2 separate regions of the Homo sapiens genome follow, and region 1 is linked to region 2. Evidence: read pairs that join two places in POLR2A ChIA-PET (ENCODE). Cell type or tissue: PC-3. All regions are shown on one strand. Links, peaks and the distances in the headings refer to the core of each region. The heading gives the core; the rest is flanking DNA.

Region 1 (5,380 bases), core at 95-5,094, 57 kb before region 2:
TGCCACTGCCTCAAAAGTCACAGGAGTATCAGGAAGGCCAAGCCTTGGTGTTCCATGTTCACACACTGAGGTACGCCCTTTGTGGCAGACAGAGTCTGCTACAGTGGGCAGTAAAGATAAAATGAAAGCAAGCAGGTACAGACACCAGGTTACAATTCCTGGACAAATTATTCCAATGATATCCTCTTTCTATTCCTTACCTGGTTCCCCCTCTAGTTTTTGTTATTGTCATTTGCCATTGTGTTGTTCCCTTCCAGCATCACTTGTAATGTCATCAGTCAACAAAAAAAAAAGAGTAGATATTCGAATCTGTTTACATGACAGTGATTTTTTTAGTATGTGAGAAAGGGGTAATGAACTCATGGTTTAAATGGTCAAGTTTGGAAACTGCTCATGAAGAGCAATTGGAGCTAACATTTGTTAAGCACCCACTCTGTGCCAGGAACTGGTATAAACCCTTTCCATATTACCTCATTTAGGCATCACAGTAAGCCTTTGAAATGAGTACTGTTATCCCCATTTTATGGGTTAGGAACCTGAACCTAAGTGAGACTAAGACATTGTATTCACATAGTGTTAATACTAAATCAGAGTAATCTTCAGACTTAGGCCTGGGAGACGTCACGTTCTCCTGCTCAATCTCAGGCATCTCTGTCTTGCTATTCCTTAAGTAGCATCATAGGAGCTCCCTGTTTTGGTAAACGTTCCCTAATCTTTATGTCTTCGATCTTTTAATCAGTTTTCCAGTGGCCCCAAAGATAGATCTGTGGTTGACCATTAAAAATAAGGTTGATAAGCCAATGAAGTGTCATCACTGAGAAGTCAGGGCTGGATAACCACACACCTAAAGACCTTCTGCACTGGAAATGTTGGTGATCCTGGGGAGAGACCACCAGAGAGTGACCAGGCAGTCAGTATTTCTGGTCCTGCTCGTGGGCACTTGACTCTGGAGCAGGTGCTTTGAACTTGAGGAAAATATGGATGCCATAGCAGATGTGGGTCCTTCTTGGAGGAGCTCAGGGCTTCTCAGGACCTCCTCCACCACCTAGCCTAGACACTGGGTGGTTAAGAGTTTGCCTCTGAGTTTCAAATCTTAGTTTCCCACTCCTATACTAGCTGTGGGCCCCTGAGCAAGACGTGCACCCTCTCTAGGTCTCAGATTTGTCATCTTTAAAATGGGAGTGATGATAGTACCCATTTCAGAGTTTGGGGGAGAATTCGAGGAGCTCCTCCACATGAGGCGCACTAGTAAAGGCTCATCAGCACCGTCAGTGAGCACAGGGTCTTCATGGTTTTCTCCTTGTTTCACATGTGGATGGCAGAAGCCAAGTCTCAGAATGATACCTCCCATCCAAGGAAGGTGGGGGCCCATGGCAGGTGCTCAGTACGTAGCTGTTGATGAGTGGAAAAGAAACAAGGGCATGGACCAGAGTTAATCTCAGCATGTACGTTCACAGCACTTTTACTCCTCAACGTTATTTTATTTTTTTTATATGTGTTGATTGTCGCTTTCCACACTAGGATATAAATGCCAAGAGGACAGGGAACGTGTTTCCATAGTGCCAAGAACAGCGCATGTCACGTGGTAGTCACTCCATGAATATTTGAATACATGAGTGTATGGGTTTTTTTCTATGAAAAGGAGCAAGCTGATGAGGAGCCTGTGGGCAGCCTCTGCCCTGGAACCTCCTGAGCCCTGGGCTGACTGTCTCATTCTTCCATCGGGCACTCCAGGCAGCCTCGTGTTCATGCTGGCTGAAGGCTGCCCACAGGAAGCTGCCTGTGCCTGTTCCTTGCCCCAGCAAACTACAGGGCCCAGGGCAGAGCCTTGCAGATTGGAAGCTGCTGAGTTATGTTGTAAGACTCGCTGGGAAATGCTGCCATTCCGATTTATTATTTTAATTGTTTTATAGTTTATACTTATGCCCTGCAGTGATTTTCCATTAAATCAGAACACTTATGTTTTCAAAAAAGAGCAGGTATGGTTGTGGGTGTATATCTTAACAGCTAATCTCTGGCAATAAAAGCTGTTTGACAGTCATCAACAGATTAGGAAATTAGTATTTGTTTAATTAACCTCCCTTAGGGACTATTAGCACATGAAAATAGCGAGTTTTTTTTAACCTGATAAGATGACAGATTTTGTTCTTGTGTATTCTTAAGGTTTCAGGTATAATTGTTTTTGTGGTTGTTTTCATTTTTATTAGCATAAACCATTGGGTTGGTAAAAATAATTACAAAATTGGAAAGAGACAAATAACACAAAGTATAATCTAATAAGTTACAATTAAACTTTTATTAATTTTATGTCATATTTACACTATATGTATATATTATACCACATAAAATATAAATATGCATACATGAATATACTATTACATATATTAATCATACTGTATACTTTATCATACATACTTTGTTATACATTATATATACTTTGTTATATATAAGTATATAGTATGATTAATATAACATGACATAGATATATAGAAACGTTGAGAGTTACATGTTGTCTGCGTACAGTCTCACAACACATGTTAATTATCTTTTTAGTTTTCACTGAAGTTTCAATTTTTGTCATAGCACTTGCTAAAATAAATTTTTAAGTCATGATTTCTTTATTTCAGAATAGACTGCTTAAAGGATTTATTTGTCATAGATCTGAACCACCAACAAATTCCACATTCCTTTCTTCAGTTTGTTCAAAGCACTTGCTTTCTGGCTGAGAAATATTCCTTCCGCAGACCTCATTGCTCTGTTTCCACTTGGTCTGGCTCATTTGCTGGCCAGCTAACCTACCCACACGTAGCTTCATTAGAAAACACATTAAGATATGTCCTGTACACAGGTAGAAAGTGCTGCTTGTTTTGGACCCTTAGAGTAGCTTGAGAAGAGTAAAACTGCAAATGCCAAATGTGGGTCTGCTGTACTTCGTGTGCGCACCCTTGTGCCATCAGGATACTTCCATGACCTGAATCATAATTGAGAGACTTTTGCTTAAAAACTGGGGGTCACTTTTTCCCAAAGCAGAGATAGGTTATCCTTTTTGAGCACCTGTCTTCCTTGAATGTAACTTACTAATATTTCATCCACATCTATGGCCAAACAACCTGCTCTAGTGTGAGGATAAATCCGGCTGGTGACCACCAGCAAAGTCAGGGATTGAACAGCACTCTGAATTTTAGCTGAATGGCCTCAGGAAAATCCAAATCTTGCTCCAAGTAGAGTCTTTGGGTTAAAGAAGGTAAAAGGAAGCAGTTGGCTGGGGATGGAGTCAGAGGCAGGGGTGAGGCTGTGGCCTTCAGGAGGGCCCTGGAGAGGGAACTCTAGACTCTTCCTGCCAGGATTTGAGAAGTGGTCTTGAAGCTGTGCCCCATGCCTTATCACCTCTGCTGACTCTCCTGGATCTTCTGATACATCTCTGCAAGTTCCCTGGGGGAAGTTACATATCAAGCCATAAGGGTCCACCTTAGCTCAATGACACTGAGCAGATTTGCAAGTAGTTCAGAAGGGATCACAGTTTAGGGAAGGGTGATTTTTAAAAAGGAGGAAGTAAAGAAATGTCCAGAGTATGGGCACCCCTTCTGATGGGCCTGGTGGAGTGGGGAGGAAAGAGAGGGCCCAGGAACACTGAGCTGATTTGGGCTGGGTCACCATTGCCCCAACTAACCTGCTCCTCAGGGACAGCCTAGGATTGGCAAAGGAGAAGCTGCTGGATCCTTCTTGGTTGGAAGACTGGAAGGCATGTGGAGAACATGGAACTCTGGTGGGTTTTCTCTGAATAGGGTTCTTCCCACATGCAGACTCTACTGCCTTGAAAAAGGGCATGTCTCCCAGTGTCACTCCAAGAGTTATTGCTTGCTTTCTTTTTTTCCCCAAGTGGAATTCTGGAACTCTCCTTCTTTCCCATTGGCAGGTTTGAGGTTTACAGTTACTTTCTTTACTAAAGCTATTCACTGGGCAGACCCTGATACACAATGCCTCTATTAGTCTGGAAAGTCTTTTCTCAAAAGATACAACCAATTATTATTTTTATTATTATTATTTATTATTTCTAAATCAGAGTCTCAAAGCATAAAAAGAAAAAATAAACAAATATAAGTAAGGGCACGTGACTTTATCTGCCTGGGCCTCAGCTGGATAAAAAGACCTCTGAACCACCCAAGTTCAGAGCCCTTCACTGACTGACCACGCTCTTTGTTTGAGATTCTCTTTTTGGGTTTCCCAAACACCAAAGTCCTCGGTGGTTGCTCTGTCTCAAGTCCCAACCATCAAGCGTTGTGCTTGCTTACAGATCATTTCCAGCCTTCTTCTCTTGTCACACTGTATGTGATCCTTTTCTCAAAAAATCTCACCCACATTCATTCTTTTCCTCCAGCCCAAACCTTCACATATCACACCTAGTCAGCATGTCCAGTGAGGTGCTTCCAAGGGACCAATAATGTTCAGCATGCACGAGCTGAACTGCTGCTATCCTCCTGCCTCCCTCCAAAGCCTGGGCCTTCCTGGTATGTCATAAGTGCTCAGTAGATGTCCATCACATGGAGAAATGGAGGCTGTCTTTATCTCTAATCACCTTTGATTTTGTAAACTCTACCAGATTATGTCCTCCCTGATGAAGAGGAGGACTCTTCTTAACCGGCCTCATTCGCCTGAGCCTGTGCAGCCTCGTTGTCCATCAAACCACAGGTCTAGGCCCATAACAGGGCATAAGCACAGCCCTGTACCCCTTCTTATTGGCATATATGCATATATGCACACGTGCGCGCACAAACACATTTCTTAGCCGTTGGAAAGCACCGCATGGTCTTAAAGCAAATACCTTCCATGGCCAAATTAAACAAATACAAATGTAAGACTTCTTTTTTAAGAATAATAAAATCTGTTTTCTGTCCCTTCAGAGGTCAGTCCATTTTCAGCCTCCTAACCTTGAATGAGGCCTCTGATATCCTCCAAGTAACTTGGGTGACCCCCACTTTGCAGGAAGACGTGCCTTCCCTACATCCCCGTCAAATTGTGTGGAGTTACATTTGTGTTTCCTCAGCTCTTTATCTGGGCTGGGGTGACCTAAAAGGGGCTAACCAATCTCCTAGCACGTGGCTCCTTATGTGGCTGGACATGGAAGACATACGCCTACTAGTTTTGGCAGCTTCTGGTCCTGACAAAGGAGCTTGAAGTGCGGTTTTCTGGCCTTCCTGTCCGGGAATTCTGGACCCGGTATTGGGTTCTACGGTCCACTTCCGCCAGGCTCCAAGAACGCCCCCAGAAAGGTTACTCTTGGTCCTTTAGCTGGAGTGGCCCTTTCTGTGATGACAGAGTGCTGGCTGGACTTGGAGCTACAAATCACTGGGCCCAAAAGAGGTGAAACCAGCAATCCTTG
Region 2 (5,380 bases), core at 214-5,213:
GGGCCATCCATCGTTACCTCATCGGGACAGCCCCGTGTCTGCTGTCTGTTGGTAGCTAGAGGCCTGCTTTGGTGACAGGCTGGTCAGTGCGGTGCCCACTCCCCATGGGGGGCCCTCAGGAGGGAGAGCAGCCTCAACTCACCACTTTCTCTTTTCTTCCCACAGAAAACCAAAAGAGACGTCAATAATTTTGACCAAGACTTTACCCGGGAAGAGCCGGTACTCACCCTTGTGGACGAAGCAATTGTAAAGCAGATCAACCAGGAGGAATTCAAAGGTTTCTCCTACTTTGGTGAAGACCTGATGCCCTGAGAGCCCACTGCAGTTGGACTTTGCCGATGCTGCAAGAAGGGGTGCAGAGAAGACTCCTGTGTTGGAGACACTCAGCAGGTCTTGAACTACTTCTCCTCCTCGGAGCCCCAGTCCCATGTCCACTGTCTATTTATTGCATTCCCTTGCCCCAGGCCACCTCCTCCCCCTCCCACCTGGTGACCAGAAGGCGCTCTCGGTTCTTGTCTCACCAGTAATGCAGACTCATTGGGTCAGCAATTAGCTGTATACACTGCCGTGTTTGGACCATTGGCAAGCCTGGTTCCACTCCTCAGGGGCTCCTGGCAGTGAAGCAACTTCAGTTCTTTTACTGCAAAGAACAGAAAAAAGAAAGAAAGCAAACAAGAAGACTCCGGCTCTGCTATCGGACACAGATCCTGATCCCTCTTGCTTCTTTTCCCTCCTGCACCGCAGCTTGCCATCCCTGCCCTTCTGTCCTGGAGAAGAGACTGGTGCTTCTCCGCACACACGAGGGAGGGCGCCCTTGAGGCATGCCCTCTGAGGGAGGGAGACCAGAGATGCAGGGATTGGCCAGCTGGGTTGGTTTGCTCTGGAATGGCTAACTCTTGCCTGCTTTGGTTTTAGCTTTTCAGCATGCCAAAGTCATGTAAGTTTGTGTCTTGTGGAAGAAATCCTCTTTGTGGAAAAAGAAACAGGGTTTTGAACTCTGTTAACATTTGAAAAATATATTTTCAAATTCACTTTCTAATTGGCCAAAAGAGATGAGTTCCAGTCTGAATACAGGTAGATATTAAAGGGCTAATAAAAAATGAGAAACCGGTCGTCCAAGGTGGATGCTGTCAATGCCCGAGTGACACATGAGAGCTGTATGAATTGAGAGAAAAGGCAACAAGTAGCATTCTTCATCATTCAAGTTCTACCTGGACACAAAGGCGAGGACCCTGGGGTTCCAACAAAGCTCAGCTCCCAGATTCTCTTTCCAGTTTCATCCTAAGTTCCTAGCATAAACACTATTTATTTTCTGCAGCAGTGTGTTATTTTTGCGCACTTATACAAAATGGTAGTACTACTGTGTTGTGGTTTTTAAACATTAAACATGTAAAGTTATATACGAAATATCTGCTTTTGGAATAAGCAGAATGAGGCTAAACATGGGTTATACAAAGGGTATCTGGAAACTGAAGAGCAACTTGTTAGAAAACTGACAATGTCGCAAGATGTACTCAGTTTTGTTTCTGTGTGACATGCAATGGCAACTCATGTGGACACTATTGAAGGGATGTGACATTACCTCCTGTAGATATGCTAACAGTGTTATTCTTTCATTTCCAAGGGTTCTCTGTGGCTTTGTGTATATGTTTCCCAGAGGTCATTTGATTACCTAATTTACTGAACTGATTTAGCAGGGAATGGAATCCATTCCAACTATTGCACGTGGATTTCCCAGCTGCCCCTAAATATATATACTTGTGAGTGGCAAAGTGGCACTAATGAAGCTTTTGCCTTTTGTACATTTGAGATTTTTGTATATAGTGTTTGCTGCAAGGCCTGTGGAATTAATTCGTTGCATATAGAGGTATCAACTGCTGCATGTTCAGGCATATTATAAAACTTTAGTCTATGAAAGAATAATTATAATAATGTCCAGGTGCAATACTCTGTAAGTCTATTGGTTCAAGTTACCGAGAGATAGGTGTGTTCCTTTATGGGGGATGGGGGGGTGTGTTGGGGATTCTTTGTATTGTTTATTTCATTTTGGTTTATTTTAAAAGATGTAAACATATATTAAGCTATATTAAATCTCACATACAGTTCTTCTGTGCTCTATTATACCCTGATAGAGATGGGGGAGAGAAAGGAATGTTTTTGATGGTGGTTTCAAAGCTCGGACAGTAACTATCTTGAGCCCATTAGAGAGTCTGTGTCCATATTTGCATCTGGCTGGTCATAGCCTTTGTTACTAATGATGACATTCAGTTCTCTTTTGTTTTTATTTTTTAAAAACTCAGGTGTAATTATTATCTGTTCTTAAGATAATTGCAAATATTAAATATTATGATATATCAATTCATGTGTTTGGCATACCAGTGAATGATGAAGAACATGAGATTAATTTAATTTATCTTCGGTAACTTGACATTCTGGAGAGAGACTATCTTCTGGAGTTGAGTACAAGCACAGAAACATCTTTACGGTGGCATCATCTCATTTTTTAGGAAGACATGATAATACTGCCCATCATATTCATGTGTAACTACTGTTCTTTCTTCTGCTTTCTTCACCATAATAAACTTTGGACAACCAAGCAAGCTCTAACCGCAATGCCAGATGGCCTTGTCCGAGGGCCTAGTGTTTGCACGGCAGTGGGAACTGGGCCTTTCCTACAGGACAACTGGCAAGTTTGCTGGGAAGTCAAATAATACATTCCACCTGGCAGCTGAAGGCAGCCAGTCAGTCTGTCCCAGAAAGGGCCCTTTTCAGCACCCAAAGCTGGGCTGGCTGGGATGCCTCTGGCTGGTGAAGTTCTCACATAGGCTGATTTAAATCCAGCAAAGGTCTATAGAAAAAGGCTTGCGTGTTCGTTGAGTAATCATTGTTTCATTTTCATTTTTACGAGAGTTTGAAAATAGACACACTGTTAACACTTCTGCCAGTTTTTTCTGATCTTTCCAGCCCCACCCCCTTTCTCTTTCTCTCTCTCTCTCAAAGAAAAAAAAAATGGGAGTGCAAAAAAAACAAAGCCAAAAAATATATGAAGGATAGCTGTTCTTCTGTGTTCTCTCATTATGGACTTTGTGAAGTAGAAACATAATTTTTTTTCCTCCAAAGGTGAAAAAACAATGCATTCTTGCTTTAAAAAAAAAAAAGAAGGCTAAAAAATTACCTCTTTTTAAATTATGTGCAAAATAATTCTGGCTAACTGTAAAATGTATTCAATTTTAGGATTTTTTTTTTTTGTATTGTGATGCTTTATTTGTACATTTTTTTCCTTTCTGGATGTAATTTTAATCTCTTGCCATTCATTAGTGTTATTTCATTGTAAACGTTATTGTGCCAAATGTACTGTATTCAAAAGGATGTGAATGTGTATTGTTTCAGAACCTAATAAATACAATGACGTTAAGTCTTATTTTCAGTGCCAATAAGAATTTTTCATCTCCGTTGTGAGTGGCAAAGTGGCACTAATGAAGCTTTTTGCCATTTATATGTTAGAGATTCAAAAATTTCCAAACCTAAACGTGGTTTCAGCTTTCCTTTCTCCTTGGAAGATGCACAAAAGCTGCAAATGACCATATTTGCACATTCCCCCTGCCTCTGTGCTTCTGGGCTGTCAGAAGGAATAAGGGGGACCCGTGCCAACTGGACATGGCTCTCAGCTGCCTTGGCCTGTCTGCCTTGAGGTGCTGGGTGATAGGAAAGAAAGCAGGCGGCACCTGCATTTTTGTCTTTCCAGAGAAGCAAATGCTGGACCACCTTGCAAACAATGCCCACTTGAGCCTCCTCATGACTCAGTTTTGAGCCTGATGCTTGGAACTATAGGCCTTGGGGTTCCAGGGACTCCTCCTAGGGTGAGAGTTCCTTGCAGGCTGGCCTGGAGCACAGACTGGCCAGCGGGGCTCCATGCTTAGCTCTTGCCCGCCTCCCCCATGCAGCCCATGTCTGTGCCCATCCTGCCGACTCCCGGGCTCTCCAGGTTCCTCCTTCACTCTGGGACTCCTTTTCTGCCATTCCAAGCATGTTGCCCTGGTACTGCAAGACTCCTCCTCTTTCTCCAGCACAAACTTTTCAAGAATGTTTGAAACTCAAAAGCACCCTCTTGAGTACACCAGAAATTTCCATTGGCCAAAACTTCCTGTTCCTTAAAAGTTACAGAAATGGGGCCGGGCACTGTGGCTCACGCCTGTAATCCCAGCACTTTGGGAGGCCGAGGTGGGTGGATCACCCGAGGTTGGAAGTTCGAGACCAGCCTGACCAACACGGAGAAACCCCACCTCTATAAAAATACAAAATTAGCTGGGCAGGGTGGCACATGCCTATAATCCCAGCTACTCGGGAGGCTGAGGCAAGAGACTTGCTTGAACTCGGGAGGCGGAGGTTGCGTTGAGCCGACATCGCACCATTGCACTCCAGCCTGGGCAACAAGAGCAAAACTCCGTCTCAAAAAAAAAGAAAAAAAAGTTACAGCAATGATTGCAGTTCTACTATTTCTTATCCTAAGGTAAGGGGATGGACTACCTTGTCACCCTCTCGACTTCCTCATAAGCCCTCCAGTGACTGGCGTATCTGCCTGCAAGGCCTCTTCTCTCACAGTTTTTCCTCTCTCAGCAACATCTCCTGCCCACCTGGAGATCGAAGCATGAATTTCCAGACCCACCCCAAGAAGGATGTGTTTAGCACATAGTTTTCTCTCTGATTCAAGAGTTGTTTCTAGGTAAGTGACCACCCAAGGAGAAGCAACCGTCCTACCAGCTTGTCTGTCTTATCACGAACTTAAAATTAGGAGAATCATCAAACTCATAGAGGCAGAGAGTATAATGGCGGTTGCCAGGGTCTGGGGTGGGGGTGGAAATGGGGAGATGTTGGTCAAACTACAAAGTTTCAATTAGGACAAATACATTCCGAAGCTCGATTGTAGAACATGGTGACTATGGTTAATAATAATGTATAATTGAAAGTTGCCAAGAGAGAAGATATTATGCGTTCTCACCACAAAAAAGAATGGGCCAGGGCCAGGCACAGTGGCTCACACCTGTAATTCCAGCACTTTGGGAGGCCAAGGTGAGAGGATCACTTGAGCCCAGGAATTCAAGACCAGCCTGGTCAATAAAGTGAGACCTCATCTCTACCAAAAAAAAAAGAAAAGAAAAAGAAAAAAAAAAATAGCCAGGCATGGTGGTGCACGCCTGTGGTCCAGCTACACAGGAGGCCATGGCAGGAGGATTGCTTAAGCCCAGAAGGTCGAGGCTGTAGTGAGCCATAATTGTGCCACTGCACTCCAGCCTGGGCAAGAGAACAAGATCCTGTCTCAAAATAATAGTAATGAGGAGGAGGAGGAGAAAGAATGTGAAGTGATGGATATGTTAGGTTG

The links. Peaks named below come from ENCODE experiments on the same cell type or tissue, not always from the same donor. Only the 100,000 strongest peaks of a DNase experiment are listed, where the experiment ranks them.
Region 1: POLR2A ChIA-PET joins it to region 2 with 6 read pairs; 4 of 35 experiments call an interaction of 5 or more read pairs at or near these places.

What each region holds. Positions count from the first base shown.
Region 1 is chr2:46,127,945-46,133,324 of GRCh38, forward strand. The region is part of intron 11 of PRKCE (protein kinase C epsilon); the gene reads left to right. Among named protein-coding and RNA genes, the nearest start is that of EPAS1, 170 kb to the right of the region's middle. In PC-3, for the core only: no CTCF peak of the experiment used is centred there; no DNase peak of the experiment used is centred there.
Region 2 is chr2:46,184,570-46,189,949 of GRCh38, forward strand. PRKCE (protein kinase C epsilon) reads left to right here. Exons shown (of 15, transcript NM_005400.3): 15 at 166-3,421. The coding sequence ends at 312. Among named protein-coding and RNA genes, the nearest start is that of EPAS1, 110 kb to the right of the region's middle. In PC-3, for the core only: no CTCF peak of the experiment used is centred there; no DNase peak of the experiment used is centred there; H3K4me3 peaks cover 834 bases; H3K27ac peaks cover 873 bases.